Regions from separate parts of the Homo sapiens genome. Here region 1 is linked to region 2. A link is an interaction called in ENCODE POLR2A ChIA-PET data of the cell type or tissue named here. Cell type or tissue: CD4-positive, alpha-beta T cell. All regions are shown on one strand. Links, peaks and the distances in the headings refer to the core of each region. The heading gives the core; the rest is flanking DNA.

Region 1 (9,469 bases), core at 832-8,831, 77 kb before region 2:
CTAATGGAAACCCTTCTGCCAGACTGTCTAATGGCAATTTGTTTTCTGGCATTGCTGCTTCAATGTCATCTTCCTCATCGTCTGGGAGCACTCATCTCCATCAAGATGTCTTGAATCAGCAGCTTATGTTTTTAGCTTTTTCTTGCTCCTAAGTGTTGGTGGTCTTCCAGAGCACTACCCTACCTTCTGAGCTCAAGTTCCTACCCTGCTACTCCTGACTGCAGGCAGAGGCCTCTGCTATCCTGTTTGGTACAAGCAGGGGAGGAAAGCAGGGAGCCAGACGCTTATTCCTACTGTGATGCCTGAATTAACCACCTTCCCGGTGTCCCAGAGCTTCCTTCTGTTCCCTGTACCTACCATCTCCGAGCTCAGAGCCCACAGCCTTGTTTTAACATTCATGTCATCGACATTTTTTTCAGAGTCCAGGCTAGTGGTCTTGTAGAAGGACTCTATCTTTTTGATCCTCAAGGACGGCTTGAGGCCAGAAGTTCAAGATCAGCCTTGGCAGCATAGCTAGACCCTGTCTCTACAAAACATTTAAAAAATTAGCCAGGGCTGGGTGCGGTGGCTCACGCCTGTAATCCCAGCACTATGGGAGGCAGAGGTGGGAGGATCACTTGAGACCAGGAGTTTGAGACCAGCCTGGCCAACATGGTGAAACCCCGTCTGTACTAAAAATACAAAAAATAGCTGGGCATGGTGGTGGGTGTCTGTAGTCCCAGCTACTTGGGAGGCTGAGACATAAGAATCGCTTGAACCCGGGAGTTCAAGGCTACGGTGAGCTGTGATTGTGCCATCACACTCCAGCCTGAGCAACAGAGAGAGACATACATGTCTCTAAAATCTAAAAAAAAAAAAACCAAAAAAATTAAACTAAATTAAATAATTTAGTTTTTTTAAAAAATTAAGTTAATTTAGTTTTTTAAAAAAATTAAATTGAATAATTTAGTTTTTTTAAATTAAATTAAATAAATTCAAAATTTAAAAAACATAATTTTAATAACTGTGTAAAAATCCATTTTATGCATGTGTAGTAACTTGTTAAATCATTCTCCTATCACAACATATTTGTTTCCACACTTTCATTTTTCTAAATGTAGCAGGGTCTTAAAATGCAGCTCAACTATATCTGGGATGTAAAGAAAAAAATGCAGTTCTTTTATTTTTTCTACTTCCCAAGTTCTCTTCTCTGGTTAGTGTGGGGGGAAAAAGTTACCTTGAAAACTTAGTCCTATCCAGTAAGCCTTATACACAGGTCTCAGTCTCTCTAAGAAAAGCAGTCCAGCTTCCGCTCCTGTCCCAAGTGGCAGCCGGGGAGTATTAGGGGCAGGACTGTGGCTGCTGAGATCCCAGGGGCAGGAGTGGGAGGGAGGCCGAGGGGTCTTTGGCTGTGGGTTTGCTCAGGCCTCTTCTGAATCCAGGGTGATCCCCTCTGGCAACTTCACAGCCCACCCTAGTGACATCAGGATCCCATTCACCCCATGGGGGCTGTACAGAAGTTCAGGAAGGCTGAAGCTCAGATCCTTGCTCTGCCTGCTCAAACTGTGCCTTAATTGATGAGACTGTGCCTCGGAGAGTTACAGGGCTTCCTCTAAGGCAGCCTCCTTCAGGGGCTCCAAGCAGAAGAGAGGCAAAGCCCCCCTCACCATGGGTATCGCTGAGTTACTGACTTCTCTAACTCTGGTCGCATTTCTGCCTGAATCCCTCTCCTCCTTTGCTGCCTTTTTTTGTTGTTGTTTTGTTGTTGAGACGGAGTCTTGCTCTGTCACCCAGGCTGGAGTACAGTGGTGCAATCTCAGCTCACTGCAACCTCTGCCTCTTGGGTTCAAGCTATTCTCATGCCTCAGCCTCCCAAGTAGCTGGGATTACAGACATGCACCACCACGCCCAGCTAATTTTTGTATTTTTAGTAGAGACGAGATTTCACCATGTTGGCCAGGCTGGTCTCGAACTCCTGACCTCAAGTGATCCGCCCACCTTGGGCTCCCAAAGTGCTGGGAGTGAGCCACCGAACCCGGCCCTTCACTGCTTTCTTCTTCCCACTTTCCCCATGGCCTCAAACAGGCAGGCTTCCACCTTGCTCTGCCACACACATCCCTCCAGCGAGGCAGCAAGCCTTGAGGCCCACAATCTAGGCTGAAAGGGCTCTCTTTTCCACTTAGGGGACAACTCTACAGGCTAAGTCCTCTGGTCTTGGTTGTTGAAGTGCTAAAGGATATCTGTGCGTAGGATCAAAAGAAAATAATTTGGAAGATCTCTTAAGACAAACACCTATTTTGCAAGGCTAATGTCTTGCTGCATAATCTATTTTGAATGTCAGAACTAGATATTAATTACTTCTCCTCTCCTCATACTTTCTATAATTTTGCATTTCACCACAACTAGCACCATCAGTTGTAAGATGCACTGTTATTTTAGGTACTCCTAAGAAAGAAAAACAAACTGCCAATTAAATTGTGAACAATGCATTCTTATTTAGAATTTTGGTTTACACTCATTCAAAAAGCTCTTTTTAGACTTATTTAGACATATATTTTTATATATCATCTTGTGCATATGTAAAAAGGAAAATCTCAGTGAAATAGTTGGAAGGTATTTCTATAACTTCTTTACAGAAGAGACTGATGTAGACATTGATTCTTCTGAACCCCTTTTCATATCAAAGTCGATAATGACCGTGTCTTTCTATACAGCATTGCTGCCTGTGCATTGAGAGAGTTGTTGATACGGGATCTCTTCATCCAGTGCTCCACCACTGCCTCTGGGATTGCCTTCCCAACTGTTGACACTCATTCTGCAAGTTTTTTTGTTTTTCATTTTTTGAGAAAGAGTCTTGCTCTGTCACCCAGGCTGGAGTGCAGTGTGTACGATCTCGGCTCACTGCAACCTCTGCCTCCCGGGTTCAAGCGATTCTCCTGACTCAGCCTCCTGAGTAGCTGGGATTACAGGTGCCCGCCACCATACCTGGCTAATTTTTTGTATTTTTAGTAGAGACAGGGTTTCACCATGTTGGCCAGACTGGTCTCGAACTCCTGACCTCAAGTGATCCACCCGCCTCAGCCTCCCAAAGTGCTGGGATTACAGGCGTGAGCCACTGCGCCTGGCCTCATTCTGCAGGTTTTTATGCTGCACCTCCTGTCCCTTTTTCTTCTTTTAATCTTATAGAAGGTGTTAATAGAAGGTTTTCAGATCAAGTTTTCATATATGCAGACAATGACAACCATATCGAAACTACTGCCTGGCCAACAGCTATTGTCAGCAAACATTGATTATAGGGACACGTATCAATTTCAAAGAAATAATGAATTCTAGTAAACCTTAATACTTTTACTTCCCACACCTCTTCTGCCTCTAGGCAGGCTGGATGCTTCAAGCCACACACAGAAGGTTCTGTACTTGGAAAGGCTCTTTGATACTTTGTAAGATATTAATCCTATTACACAAATACTGCTGGAAAGGAAATCTTTGAATATAAAACTTCGACTATAATTCTGCTATTTCTTCAGATAGAGTCCTAGAAGAGAGAATTTAGATATTTAAAAATAAGGCTGACTATTCTTTCTTTCTTTCTTTCTTTCTTTCTTTTTGAGACAGGGCCTGGCTCTGTTGCCCAGACCGGGGTGCAGTGGCGTGATCTCAGCTCACTGCAACCTTCGCCTCCCAGGCTCAAGCAATCCTCCCACCTCAGCCTCCCAAGTACCTGGACTACAGGCACACACCACCACGTCTGCCTAATGTTCGTATTTTTTTGTAGAGATGGGTTTTGCCATGTTGGCCAAGCTAGTCTCGAACTCCTGAGCTCAAGCGATTTATCTGCCTCTGCCTCCCAAACTGCTAGGATTACAGACATGAACCACTGCACCCGGCCTATTCTTTTCATGAATACAAATCACACTTTTTGGATCAGATGTGAAGTAGGCACATAGATACACACAGACACACAGACACACACAGACACACACACACACACACACACACACACACACACAGTGGCAACACTGGAAAACAGAGTGCTCTCAGTAGACCATAAATGATCAGGAACCTCTGAAAGGCAGAAGGAGAATGAAGCTAGACTACAGGAGGAAACCACAGCCTAAACCACATGCAAGAAAAGATTGCTCTACAAGTCAAGAGCATCTTAGGGGCTCTAAGCTTGGAGACGGTAGATACGGGGAAGAGGAGGAAGCTCTGGGGCACCATGAAGGTGGTTAATTCAGGCATCACAGTAGGAACAAGGGTCTGGCTCCCTGCTTTCCTCCCCTGCTTGTACCAAACAGAGGACAGCAGAGGCCTCTGCCTGCAGTCAGGAGTAGCAGGGTGACAGGGACAAGCTGAGATAAATTCAGTCTATCCCCCAGGCCCTGCGGGCCCGGTCAGTCACCCCGATGGCCAAGAAGTTAAGGAACTGCTGCTCTTTGCATGTGAGGTGTGCAATAAGAGGTTTAAGTATTGAGGCAAGCTAGCCATCCACAAGAGATCACACACAGGAAAGAGATTCTTTCAATGTAATCTCTGTGGGAAGCGCTTCAGGCAGGGCATAGGCCTGCAATTTCACCAGCAAACCCACACTGGGGAGAGGCCCTACACGTGTGACGTCTGCCAGAAGCAGTTCACCCAGAAGTCCTACTTGAAGTGCCACAAGAGAAGCCACACAGGGGAGAAGCCCTTCAAATGTAAAGACTGCAAGAAAGTTTTCACCTACAAGACGAATCTGAAGGAGGACCAGCGCATCCACTCCGGAGAGAAATCCTACAAATATGTTCCAAGCGTCCAAGAGCCTTCGGTCGGCCCGCGACCTTAAGACGCCACCAGAAAACACTTCCAGAAACCACTTCGCAGTGACTTCGTCATCAGGTCTATGTCTTCTGCACCAAGAAAGTGTGAATGAAGATTTTTCACCGATGTTATCAGATGACGTTTGACACATAATGGGCGCCTGGCACACAAAGGAGTGCCCTAGATAGGAATTCCCAGGATGTTTGTTTAAATCTTTTTCCTCCCCAGTGAATTTTGGTTTTTGTTTCATTATGTCTATTGTTATAGGTTTATTTTGGCTTGTGTTGCTGTTCTTTCAATAAACATCTTATTAGTTTTCAATATTTTGTAACAACAACAACAAAAAAGGAGTAGCAGGGTGAAAACTTGAGCTCAAAAAGTAAGGCAGTGCTCTGGAAGACCACCAACACGAGAAAAACATAAGCTACTTGCTCAACCCACCCAGCAAAGTATCCCATTCCTCTACCATAATAATTGGATTCAGGATGTAGCAAACAGTCACAGTGTCACACACTGGTCACATTAGTTAGTAATGTTTAGCAAATAATAAGAAATCTGACTAATAATGACTCAAGCAAAAAAGACATTTAATTAAATTACATCACGAGATGTCTAGAGATAGGTGGTTTCAGGTTTAGTGTCTCTAACTCAAGGAAGCTATACAGAAAACAGATTTTCTACCTCTCCACTTCATCATCCTTAGTATACAGCTTCCTTATGGTCATGTGATGGCTGCCGCACTTCAGATATAACATTGAGAGGTGAGGCCAGCTGGACTTCCTGGGTCGAGTGGGGACTTGGAGAACTTTCCTGTCTTACAAGAGGATTGTAAAATGCACCAATCAGCGCTCTGTAGCTAGCTAGAGGTTTGTAAAATGCACCAATCAGTGCTCTGTAAAAATGCACCAATTGGCGCTCTGTAGCTAGCCCAAGGTTTGTAAAATGGACCAATCAGCACTTTGTAAAATGGACCAATCATCAGGACATGGGTGGGGACAAATAAGGGAATAAAAGCTCCCCTCCACACCCCCCCCCACACCCCCCCCCCGCCCGGCCAGCCAGCAGTGGCAACCTGCTTAGGTCCCCTTCCACACTGTGGAAGCTTTGTTCTTTTGCTCTTCACAATAAATCTTGGCTGCTGCTCACTCTTCAGGTCTGTGCTGCCTTTAAGAGCTGTAACACTTACCGCAAAGGTCTGCTGCTGCATTCTTCAAGTCAGCCAGACCACAAACCCACTGGAAGGAACCAACTCCGGACACAACATCATGTCGAAGGAAGAAGGGAAAGATGTGGTGTCACTGAGTTTTCACTCATAAAAGTGTCCCTTTTATGATAAAGTAAAAGTTTTCCCAGAAATTCCTGAGTAGGCTTCCACTTACATCTCATTGGCCAGAACTTTGTCACACATCAGCCCTGCTGCAAGAGAGGCTGGAAAAAAAACGGAATTGGAATTACAACAATTGATTTAGAACAATCATGATTTGTTACCTGAGCTGGCTGAACATGCAATTGCCCAAACTGAATTAACTTTCTGCTCTTTAGGAAGCAAGAAGTGAGCAATACCTATGACTAGCCCATTGTCAAGGTCTTCTGTGAAAGCTAACAAGGATGCTCAAATACAAAAGACAGTCGCACATCCAGGAATCAAAAAATATTTGAGGAAAAACACAACCTTAAAACAGAGATACCAAACTCAGGAAACAGAGAAATCAGGGAGACTTTAGATTAATTATATACACTACAATACAGTATATATAGATAGATGGCTAGGCTACGTGGCTCACACCTGTAATCCCAGTCAAGTAGGAGGATTGCTTGAGCTCAGGAGTTCAAGACCACCCTGAGCAATATATTGAGACCTTGTCTCTACTTAAAAAAAAAAAAAATTGCCGGGTGTGATGTCACGTGCCTGTGGACCCAGCTACTCAGGAGGCTGAGGTGGGAAGATTGCTTGAGCACAGGAGACCACGGCTGCAGTGAGCTATGATCACACCACTGTACTCTAGCCCGGGTGACAGAGTAAGACCCTGTCTCCCCCACAAAAAAACCCATGGAGAGTCCTCAAAAATTTAAAAATAAAGCTACCATATGTGATTTATATATCCCAAAGAAATGAAATCAGTATGTTAAATAGATACCAGCACTCCAATGTTTCCTGTAGCACTATTCATAATAGCCAAGATAGGTCATCAACTTAACTGTCAATGGATGAATAGTTAAAGAAAATGGTGGTATAGGCAGGGCGTGGTGGCTCACACCTGTAATCCCAGCACTTTGGGAGGCCAAGGTGGGCGGATCACCTGAGATTGGGAGATCAAGACCATCCTGGTTAACATGGTGAAACCCCATCTCTACAAAAAATACAAAAAATTGGCTGGACATGGTGGCATGTGCCTGTAGTCCCAGCTTCTCAGGAGGTTGAGGCAGGAGAATCACTTGAACCCAGGAGACGGAGGTTGTAGTGAGCTGAGATCATGCCACTGCCCTCCAACCTGGGCAACAGAACAAGACTCTGTCTCAAAAAAAAAAAAGAAAAAAAAAGAAAAAAAAGAAAATGTTGGTATACATACACAGTGGAATACTATTCAGCCTTTCTTTCTCTCTTTCTCTCTTTCTTTCTTTTCTTTCTTTCTTTTCTTCTTTTCTTTCTTTCTTTCCTTCCTTCCATCTTTCCTTTCTTTCTTTCTTTCTTTCATTTTTTATTCTTTTTTGAGATAGGGTCTCACTCTGTCACCCCAGCTTGAGTGCAGTGGCACAAATACAGCTCACTGCAGCCTTGACCTCCCAGGCTGAAGCAATCCTCCCACCTTAGCCTCCCGGGGAGCTGGGACTACAGGCATGTGCTACCATGCCCAGCTGATTTTTGTATTTTTTTGCAGACACAGGGTTTCACCATGTTGCCCAGGCTGGCCTCAAACTCCTGAGCTCAAGCAATTCGCTCTCCTCGGCCTCCCAAAGTGCTGGGATTACAGGCAGGCACCACTGCACCCGTCAGCCTTTAAAGACAAGGAAATCCTGTCATTTGCAACAACTAATTAAGAAACAATGTTTTTGTAGAGGTGAAGTCTTTCTATGTTGCTATGGATGAACTTGGAGGACATTATGTGAAGTGAAATAAGCCAGACACAGAAAGACAAATACTGAATGATCTCACTTGTATGTGAACTGTAAAAAAGTCAAGCTCATAGAAGCAGAGAATAGAATGGTGTTTGCCAGGGACTGGGGAGATGTTGGTCAGAGGATACAAAATTTCAGTTAGACAGAAAATATAAGTTCAAGAGACCTATTGTACAACCTGGTGACTATAGTCGAAAGCAACGTACTATATACTTGAACATTGCTAAGAGAGTAGATTTTAAGTGTTCTTAGTACAAATAAGTATGTGAAGTAATGCATACATTAATTAGCTTGATATAGCTATTCCACAGTGTTTACATATCTCAAAACATCATGTTGCTCACCATATATGTACAATTTTATTTGTCAATTAAAAAAAGAAAAAAAAAAACAAATGAACTGTACCCAGTGACAGTGTGGTGACATCTCACAATATCAGAGATAAAAGATAAGTCTTGGAGTGGGTTGTGGCGGCATGCGCCTGTAATCCAAGCTATTTGGGAGGCTGAGGCGGGAAGACCACTTGAGGCCAGGAGTTCAAGACCAGCCTGGGCAACATAGTGAAACACCCATCTCTAAAAATACTTTTTTAAAGAAATCCTTCCTTAAGAGAGGAAAAACAGATCAACTAAAAAGGGACAAAAAATTGGATTGGCATCAGCTCTTCTTTTGGTAACACTGGATGCAAGAAGATAATGACAAAGTCTGAGGGGGAAAAAACGTTTATTTTTATTTTTCTTATTATCTTTTTTGAGATGGAGTTTCACTCTTGTTGCCCAGGCTGGAGTGCAATGGTGCAATCACGGCTCACTGCAACCTACACCTCCCGGGTTCAAGCAATTCTTCTGCCTCAGCCTCCCGAGTAGCTGGAATTACAGGCATCTGACACCATGCCCGGCTAATTTTTGTATTTTTAGTAGAGACGGAATTTCACCACATTGGCCAGGCTGGTCTTAAACTCCTGACCTCGGGTGATCTGCCCACCTCGGCCTTACAAGGGGGAAAAACATTATGAGCCCAGAAATCTATCCCCACATATACTATCCACCAAGTGGAGAACAAAACACGTCCATTTCAGACCTTTGAGATCTAAAACTTTTTTTTCTTTTTTTTTTGAGACAGAGTCTCGCTCTCGTTGCCCAGGCTAGAGTGCAGTGGCGTGATCTTGGCTCACCGCAAACTCCGCCTCCCGGGTTCAAGTGATTCTCCTGCCTCAGCCTCGCGAGTAGCTGGGACTTCAGGCGCACACCACCACACCCGGCTAATTTTGTATTTTTAGTAGAGACGGGGTTTCTCCATGTTGGTCAGGCTGGTCTCGAACTCCCAACCTCAGGTGATCCACCCGCCTCGGCCTCCCAAAGTGCTGGGATTACAGGCATGAGCCACCGCGCCCGGCCAAGATCTAAAACATTTTACCAGCCAAGAACCACATATGAAAGAATTATTAGAGGATGTGTTTCAACAAGAAAAATTAGGAATTTGTGGCAGACAGACACTAAGAGGGTCCCCAGTGATCCCCACCTGTTGGTGTTCACTCCCTTGTGTAATGCCCTCTCCATGAGTGTAGGTGGGCCTG
Region 2 (9,469 bases), core at 457-8,456:
CCTGAAATGCCATCCCGGACCCCATCCCGTTCTCGGTGGGACTGCAAGGATATGGGCTTCCAGACTGGGAAGACTGTCCTGCATGTGTTTGGTAAAAGACAACGGCTAAAACCTGGGGCACATCAGAATGTCCTCGCAAGGACCAAGTCCAAGCTGGCCCCTTGAGAAGCATCAGGTACCCTTTGGAAGCTGGTAGTGCTGGTCAGTTTAATCTCACTCTGTGATGTCCGATCCTCGGGCCCTGGGCTCACAAGCCATCGCTTCCCATCGTGGCTCCATTCTGTAGCTGCAAATCACAAGACTGTAGACTTGCCATTACCCAGAAGCAGGTCACCTCTGAAATTCAGAACTCTTCCTGTCCTCCCACTACACAGCACTCCTTGAAGCAGCCCTGCCCACCCCTGCCCCAACCTGGGAAATCTGTGCCCACTTCCCTGGTCCATTCCCCATGTGCCCACCATCAGCCCCACTGCTTGTTCCTCTGTGTCCTGCCCTGGCTTCCTCCCTAGGTCTGGGCACCCCACATCCTCCTATGCCTTAATTCTCTACCTACAGCTACAGTCACACCTCTCTCTCCCTCCCCAACCCCAACCTGTGTCACTTCTCTTTACCCTAGGATTTCACAAAGAAGAGTCCACTCTGTCCCCACTTCCTCTCTCCCCCTCTTCTCCTTGCCAGCTCAACAACAGTGGAGCGTTTCAGCCCAGCCCACTCTCACTCCAGCTGGCTCTCCTAGAGGTCCCTGGCCACCTACTCATGCCCAGTGGCCCATCTTGTGTGACTTCCTCTTACCTGACTGCCCGGTGGCCCATCTTGTGACTTCCTCTTACCTGACTTCTCCATAGCAGTTATTGTCATGAATAGTCTTCTCCACCTTGGGTCTGGCTCATCACTCTGGGTCCTTTTCCTACCTCTCTCATCTGTTTTTTTGTACCATTCTTTCCTGTTGCTATGCTTTGGTGCCTTGGCCACAGTTCATTGCTACTTGCTTACCTACCATGACTGTGGTTTCAGCCTGTATAGGACTCTTGGCCTATGATCCCTGTCCTCATGTCTCCTGTAGACAGCCTAGGGCTGGATTTCCTTTTGTTTTTAATCTAGTCTGATATCTGTGCTCTTTAACCAGAGAGTTCAAGCCATTTGCATTTGTTATGGTTTTGGAAATAGATGGATTTCTTTTTTTTGAGACAGGGTCTCACTCTGTCACCTCGGCTGGAGTGCAGTGGCAGATCTCAGCTCACTGCAACCTCCGCCTCCTAGGCTCAAGTGATCCTCCCACCTCCGCCTCCCAAGTAGCTGGGACCACAGGCATGCACCACCACAGCTGGCTAATTTTTATTTTTTTTATTTTTTGTAGAGATGGGGTTTTTCCATGTTGCCCAGGCTGGTCTTGAACCCTGAGCTCAGGCTATCCACTTGCCTCAGCCTCCCATAGCGCTGGGATTACAGTGTGAGCCACCGCACCTGGCCAAAACAGGATGCAGATTTCTTTCTACCATCGTATTTGGTGTTTTCTATGTGTTCTTTTTCTGATTCTTCTGTTCATTCTTTTGAATTGATTGAAAGATTTTTTTCTTTCCTTCAGTCCGTTTTTTCTCTACTGCTTTGAAACTCATATACTCTTTTTAAAAATTTTTTATTTTTAGAGAAAGGATCTTGCTGTGTCACCCAGGTGGGAGTGTAGTGGCAGGATCATAGCTTACTGTAACCTTGATTTACTGGGCTCAAGTAATTCTCTCTCCTCAGCCTCTTGAGTAGTTGGCCTTGAATTTGAACTTCTGTTTTTTATTGTTGTTGGTTTTTTGTTTTTTTTTTTTTTTTTTTTGAGACGGAGTCTCACTCTGTTGCTCAGGCTGGAGTGCAATGGTGCAATCTCGGCTCACTGCACCCTCTGCCTCCTGGGTTCAAGTAATTCTCCTGCCTCAGCCTCCCAAATAGCTGGGATTACAGGCATGTGCCACCATGCCTGGCTAATCTTTGTATTTTAGTAGAGATGGGGTTTCACCATGTTGCCCAGGCTGGTCTTGAACTCCTGACCTCACGTGATCCACCCATCTCGGCCTCCCAAAGTGCTGGGATTACAGGCGTGAGCCACTGCGCCCGGCCTAGCCTCCTGAGTAGTTGGGACTACAGGCATGGAACCACCACTCCTGGCTGGTTTTATTTTTTAGAGGCAGTTCTGGCTATGTTGCCCAGGCTGGTCTCGAACTCCTGGCCTCAACCCATGCTCCTGCCACGGCCTCCCAGAGTGTTGGGATTACAGGTGTGAGCCACCGTGCCTGGCCTGAAAGGCAGACTGTGTAATGTTCAGTTGGTGTCTATATATTTTTTTCAAACAATGTAAAGACCTTAGAATGCTTTATATAAAGTCACCACTGTCCCTCCCCACATTCCATTGTCATACAATGGTTTATGTTTCTGTCTTTAATCCCACAAATTGGACTCTAATTATAATGTTATATACACTTAATCCTTTGTTTTTATTTTCCACATATTTACCTTTTACTCACATTTTCCCTTTCATCTCAGGTCTTCTTTCTGGGATCAGAACATCATGTGGCAAAGGTCTTTTAGTCATAAGCTTTCAGTGTCCGTTTGGCTGAAATCTTATTTCATCCTTATTCTTTTTTTTCTTCTTCTTCTTTTTTTTAGCCTAGAATATATATAATAATGGCTTCATCCTTACTCTTAAAAGATAGTTTTGCTGGGTATAAAACATTAGCCTGACCATTATTTTCTCAGTATTTACAAGCGTCATTCCACTGTCTTCAGGCTTTCATTGTTGATATTAAGAAGCTGGGGGCTGGGCGTGGTGGCTCACGCCCGTAACCCCAGCACTTTGGGAGGCTGAGGCAGGTGGATCATGAGGTCAAGAGATTGCGACAATCCTGGCCAACATGGTGAAACCCTGTTTCTACTAAAAATACAAAAATGAGCTAAGTGTGGTGGCGTGTGCCTGTAGTCCCAGCTACTCGGGAGGCTGAGGCATGAGAATCGCTTGAACCCGGGAGGTAGAGGTTGCAGTGAGCTGAGATGGCGCTACTGCATTCCAGCCTGGCAACAGAGGGAGACTCCATCTCAAAAGAAAAAAAAAAAGAAAAAGAAGTTGGTAGCCCAAGTATTGTTCCCTTAGATAAATTCTTCTCTGTGGTTGTTTTGAGTGTGCATTTTTTTTTTTTTTTTTTTTTTTTTGTAGTCTTGCTCTGTCTCCCAGGCTGGAGTGCAGTGGCACAATCTTGGCTCACTGCAAGCTCCGCCCCCCGGGTTCACACCATTCCCCTGGACTACAGGCAACCGCCACCACACCTGGCTGATTTTTTGTATTTTTAGTAGAGACGGGGTTTCACCGTGTTAGCCAGGATAGTCTCGATCCCCTGACCTTGTGATCCACCCGCCTCGGCCTCCCAAAGTGCTGGGATTACAGGCGTGAGCCTCCATGCCTGGCCAACTTTTTCATTTTTAATCTTTTTTTATTCCGGGTGTTTTCAGGGTAATTTTTTTTTCCATGAACAGAGCAATGAAGGGGTAATTTCTTGTTTTCTAGGTCACTAATTCTCTCTTTAGTTATCTCTAATCCCTGTTTAGCCCTTCACTGAGGTATTTTTAATATCAATATTAACTCATAGATTTAATATATCTAATGTGTTTTACTCCATTGCAGTTGTTATTTTTGATGCTCATCCATTGAGCTTGTAATGTGAATGATTATTTTTTTTTATTTCTGGGTTTCTATTTTATTATTTTTCAAATATGCTCGGTCTTTTAAAAAACAATCTCTTACTCCTTGTGTTTTTTAATTCCTCACTTTATTTCTTTAATCATATTAAACACGTTTATTTTGTATTCTGTATCCAATAAATCTAATATCTAAAGTATTTGCAATTATAGTTGTATTGTTTGATGCTTCTGCTGACTTCCACTCATGAGGGTGTGTTCCTTAGGTGTTCTGTGATTTTTGCTTTTTGTTTGTTTATTTATTTAGTTATTCATTTGAGATGGAGTTTCATTCTTGTTGCCCAGGCTGGAGTGCAGTGGCACAATCTCGGCTTGCTGCAACCTCCACCTCCCCCGGGTTCAAGTGATTCTCCTGGCTCAGTCTCCTGAGGAGCTGGGATTACAGGTGTGTCCACCACCATGCCTGGCTAAGTTTTGTATTTGTAGTAGAGATGGGGTTTCACCATGTTGGCCAGGCTGGTCTCGGACTTCTGACCTCAAGTGATCTGCCCACCTTGGCCTCCCAAAGTACTGGTATTACAGGTGTGACCACTGTGCCTGGCCAGGTGTTGTGTGATTTTTGATTGCAAGCTTATGCTTATTAGGATTCTATCTGTGAGAATTCTTTGAGGTATAGGATGAGAGTCCCTTCTCAGGGAGGATGTGTGTTTCCTTCTGCTAGGTACCTGAAGGGCCTACAGATGGATTCATTTCTCTATAATTCTTAGCTTGCAGTTTTGACAACCAGAACCTAAACCCACATAAGAGCCTGCCAATGACCACAGATTCTCAGAGGAACCTTTTTTTTAAAACTCCACCCACAGCTAACACTAAGATTACTTCCTTCCTGAATACATATCACCAGACGCTCTCCTTTGTCCCATTGTCGCTATATTGCCAAATGCCTTCTCTCGATTTTTGGTCAAAGTCCTAATCATTTCAGGTCCAATTAAAAACTCAGTATCTCTTGAGCCTTCCCCACACCATATGTTGCAAAATTATCTGGTCTTTCCACATTCACAGCGTTCACAGGCCACTGTTGCATTACCTATTAGTCTGTGAGTGTACACGTTCGGACCCCACACTGGATTCTGAGCTTTTTGAAAGCCCAGAGCTGTATCATTTATTTCTGGAGCCCCAGTTCCTGGCTCACTGTTGTGCAGAGTAGTTGTTTCATAGATATTTATTGATCAAATAGAATTTATGGCAAAACCAGTACTTCTCTTCTTTTTGAATAGTAATAAAAAAAAAAAAAATCACAAGCCCAAGCACCCCCGGTCTTGGACAAAGCCAGTTTACCTCTTTGGATCTCAGTATCCTTAGCTGTAAAATGAAAGGATGCTCTGAGGTCTCTACTTGTTCTAAGACACTGACATCCGATGCAGCTGTGTGGCTGTCAGTCACAGTACCATGGATCAACTCTTGACTCACAAATTGAATGAAGGGATGGGAGGGCTGTGGTAAGAAAGAGTGTAATTCTGAGGTAACTGGGCATGAGTTGGAAGAGAGGAAGGAGAAGGGACTTCAAGATGGGTTAATATAAAATAAAGATGGCAGAACCAGGCATGATGGTGTGTTCCTGTAATCCCAGCTACACTAGAGGCTGAGGTGGGAGGATCAGTTGTACCCGGGAGTTTGAATCCAGTCTGGGAAACATAGTGAGACCCTATCTCTTAAAAAAAAAAAAAAAAAAAGATGGCATTTAAAAAATTATGACCTGGTTTAACTAGATGGCCATCTAAAAAACGAACACATTAAAACAAAATAAATTTCAGTTGGGTTAAAGATGGTAAATATTTTTAAAAATGAACTTGGAGAAAGTACTTTCTAAGAATGACTTAAAACCCAGAAGTCATAAGAGAAAAAATTAATATATTTGACCCTATGCAAGTAAAGAATTTCTTCTTGGCAGAATCCATCATAAAATCAAAGGAGTCTCCCAGTTCTCAAAATTGGGAAAGCATTTTTGCAACATATATCATGGAGCTCATTTCCATTTCCTTAATATCTAAAGAGTTCCTACAAGTCATTAAGAAAAAGACCATCAACTGAATTTTTTTTTTTTTTTTTTTGAGATGGAGTTTTGCTCTTGTTGCCCAGGCTGAAGTACAATGGCGCGATCTTGCCTCACCGCAGCCTCTGTCTTCCAGGTTCAAGCGATTCTCCTGCCTCAGCCTCCTGAGTAGCTGGGATTACAGGCATGCACCACTACCCCAGCTAATTTTGTACTTTTAGTAGAGATGGGGTTTCTCCATGTTGGTCAAGCTGGTCTTGAACTCTTGACCTCAGGTGATCCACCCGCCTCAGCCTCCCAAAGTGCTGGGATTACAGGCATGAGCCACTGCGCCTGGCCCATCAACCAAATTTTTAAAGCAGGCTAAAAACACAGACAGTTCACAGAAAAGGTTCTGAACCATATGAGAATGTGAGAGCCCACTAGCAATAAGAGAAACACAAGTTTTCTGTGGAGATGTGTTGGTGGGGAACAGATACTCTCATAGTTGTTGATAGAGGTGTAAATCAGTACAACTTTTATGGAGGAAATTCTGGCAATAGTTATTAAAATTAAAAGTGCACGGGCAATTTCTCTTTTGGAAATTTCTCTTAACAGATAAATTGTACATGTGTGAAATGATGCATTTTTCAAGATAGTTAATTGCATCATTGCTTGTAAAAGGAAAAGAGAAAGGAAACAGCCAGAATGTCCGTCACTAGAGAACTGGTAAATAAATTATCCAGCCACCATACAATGCAATTCTTTTTTTTTTTTTTTTTGAGACGGGGTCTTGCTCTTGTCATCCAGGCTGGAGTGCAATGGCGCAGTCACAGCCCGCTGCAGCCTCGACCTCCCAGGCTTAAGCGATCCTCCCACCTCAGCTTCCCAAGTATCTGGGAACACAGGCGCATGCCCGTAAATACTGAGAAAACCCACCCAGCTAATTTTTAAATTTTTTGTAGAGACAAGGTCTCACTATATTGCCCAGGCTGGTCTCGAACTCCTGGACTCAAGCAATCCCCCCTTCAGCCTCCCAAAGTGTTGGGATTACAGGCGTGAGTCACCGCGCCCAATGCCATACGATGCAATTCTGTGCAGTTGTAATAAAGAATGGACACGCCCTATGTACCAATGTACACTATGTACCAACTAAGACATTTTAAGTGAGAGAGAGGGATAGAATGCCTGCTTATGCAGTAGCTCCGCAAGGATATCTAGGAGGCTGGTAACAGTGGTTTCCCACAGTCGGGGCTGACTTTTCATGGTGTATCTTTTTCTGTATTTTGAATCTTGTACCTTGTGCACATACTACCTAATAATTTTTTTTAAAGAAGGAAAAAAGGATGGGTAGAAAGAAAGGAGGGTAGGCGGAGGTGGGGAAGAAGTCTTTCACCTTTGCTCTGCATTTTCACATAGACGATTTCAGTTAATACTCTCCAGAAACTGGTGCAAGGTTATCATTTTTAGACCGAGAAACTGAAGCTCAGAAGTCTGAAATGACTTGCCCAAGTTCATGGAGAGAGTTAGCCTTGGAACCTGGCATTGAATTCAGTCCTGACTCCAGAGCCATTGGACTCATCTCTGTCAGTTTTCTTTTCTTGCTTTCTTATATTTATTTTATTTTTTTGAGACAGGTCTCACTCTGTCACCCACGCTAGAATGCAGTGGTACGATCATAGCTCACTGCAGCCTCAAACTCCTGGGCTCAAGTGATCCTCCTGCCTCGGCCTCCCAAGTAGCTGGGACTACAGGCATGTACCATCATGCCTGGCTCATTTTTAAATTTTTTGTAGAGGTGGGGTCTGTGCTGGTCTCAAGCTAACGGCCTCAGTGATTCTTCCACCTTGGCTTCCCAAGGATTATAGGCGTGGGCCACTGTGCCTGGCCTCTTGTTTTTTTTAACCAACATTTCATTGGTCAAGGACAAATGGCCATACACCATAGCCTAGACCCATCTCTGCAAAGGGAGTGACTGTAAAGAAACTTCCACTCCTGCCTCTGCAGCTGGCTTGTGCCTACGGGGCAAAAGCTCAGGCAGTAGGTGGTAAAGGCAAGCCCAGAGCCCAGCCAGCCACATCAGACACTTCGAGGAGGATTACGGATTGGCTCTGCAGTCCTGCCTTTGAAGTTCCCAGCTTTTATCAGAATGTCTGAACCTTAGCGTTATTTCAAGGGAGCTTTTCTTTCTGTCTGTAAACTGGCCTCAGGTAGGTGCCAGCTGCTGCCAGGTGCTGAGGGAGCATTTCCTGGCTCCCTAAGCTGGTGCATTCACTTTGTTTTATGGCAGGGAACTTTTTAGGGGTAAAGGCACTTGGTACTTGGAAGATTCTGGGAGAATAACTTTTTAAAAATATTTTTCTATTCAGAAGTGCCATTGGATAGCATGTCTTTAATTAAAGGGAGGGAGAGGTGCATTTTTATTATTTGTTTCCCAGAACCACCTGTGCTGTTTTTCAAAGTAGGGTATTGACTGCTTCCTCCTTGCTGATGAGAAATGCTGTATGGAGAACAAAGCTGAAAGTGTTGGCCATATATAATACAAGGCTGTAATTTACAGGCTATAGCTTCACCAGGGGAAGAATTTGATGTCTTTAAGAGATACAAAATCATCCAGCTCCGGCTGTCCTTGTGTGTGGTGCCATATTTATTTTCTAACTTGGAGTCATCATTCTTTAAGAAAGAAGCAGGGTCCTTTTGGGCTGAGGAATGCTCTCGGGGGTAGGAAGTTTTCGGGATCTGTGGGCCTGAGCTGGCATGTCCAACATCCTGTCACTATACTGCTTGGCATCTTGCAAGGGATGCATCCTAATGACCCATCCTGTCCACTTTTGTTTGGTTACTTGGTGAAGGTGGGAGTGTCTTGAACAGCATGGTGCTGTTCCCCTGGAAAGTTTATACTCATCAGTGCCCAGTTGTTTGCAGAATTCGAGAATGGATGGGAAGCACCCAGGAAACGGTTCCCAAATGGATGCATTTTGATATCTGAAATAGACTTTAAAGCTTTTGGCTTTTGATCATAAAGGGACCGGCAACATTGAGACACCTCCCCACTGCTCCTCAGGTTTTCCTGGTGCTTGAATAATTAAGGCCATGCCCTATGGAATCTCCTTCCTTGGGCTCCAGGGCATCTCTCTTAGCAAAGGCTAGCTTCTCACTCACAGTGTGCTGTGAGCGCTCTGGACGTCCTACCCAGCATTCTGCTCCATCATCTTCTTGTGTTCTGTCTCCCCCAGAAAAACTTCTGTGTAACATCAGCTGTGTTCTTTTGCTTCAATTACAGAGCTTGTTAGAATTTCTCTTCCAAATCCCTGTTTTGGGGCTTTTCTTTTCTTTTTTCTTTTTTTTTTTTTTTTGAAATGGAGTCTTGCTCTGTCACCCAGACTGGAGGACAGTGGCGTGATCTCGACTCACTGCAACCTCCGCCTCCCGGATTCAAGCAGTTCACCTGCCTCAGCTTCCTGAATAGCTGGGATCACAGGCGTGTGCCACCACACCCAGCTACTTTTTGTATTTTTAGTAGAGCCGGGGTTTCACCATGTTGGCAGGCTGGTCTTGAACTCCTGACTTCAGGTGATCCGCCTACCGTGGCCTCCCAAAGTGCTGAGATTACAGGCGTGAGCCACCGCGCCCAGCTGGGGTTTTCCTACCGTGGTTGTAAAAATTCATTTCTTGTCGCCACCTAGATTAACAAATCTCAGATTAAGAACTGGCCTTTTTTCGCCTCCTCTTTGAATTCACTGTCTAAAGAAACGGCCATTG

Evidence for each region. Peaks named below come from ENCODE experiments on the same cell type or tissue, not always from the same donor. Only the 100,000 strongest peaks of a DNase experiment are listed, where the experiment ranks them.
Region 1: POLR2A ChIA-PET joins it to region 2 with 7 read pairs; 7 of 35 experiments call an interaction of 5 or more read pairs at or near these places.

The regions. Positions count from the first base shown.
Region 1 is chr15:89,932,168-89,941,636 of GRCh38, forward strand. It overlaps the pseudogene LOC100421368. Among named protein-coding and RNA genes, the nearest start is that of ARPIN-AP3S2, 24 kb to the left of the region's middle. In CD4-positive, alpha-beta T cell, for the core only: no CTCF peak of the experiment used is centred there; a DNase peak (open chromatin) is centred at 4,064.
Region 2 is chr15:90,009,124-90,018,592 of GRCh38, forward strand. All of the region lies in intron 1 of ZNF710 (zinc finger protein 710), which reads left to right. Among named protein-coding and RNA genes, the nearest start is that of MIR3174, 7.1 kb to the left of the region's middle. In CD4-positive, alpha-beta T cell, for the core only: no CTCF peak of the experiment used is centred there; DNase peaks (open chromatin) are centred at 4,488 and 7,817; H3K4me3 peaks cover 408 bases.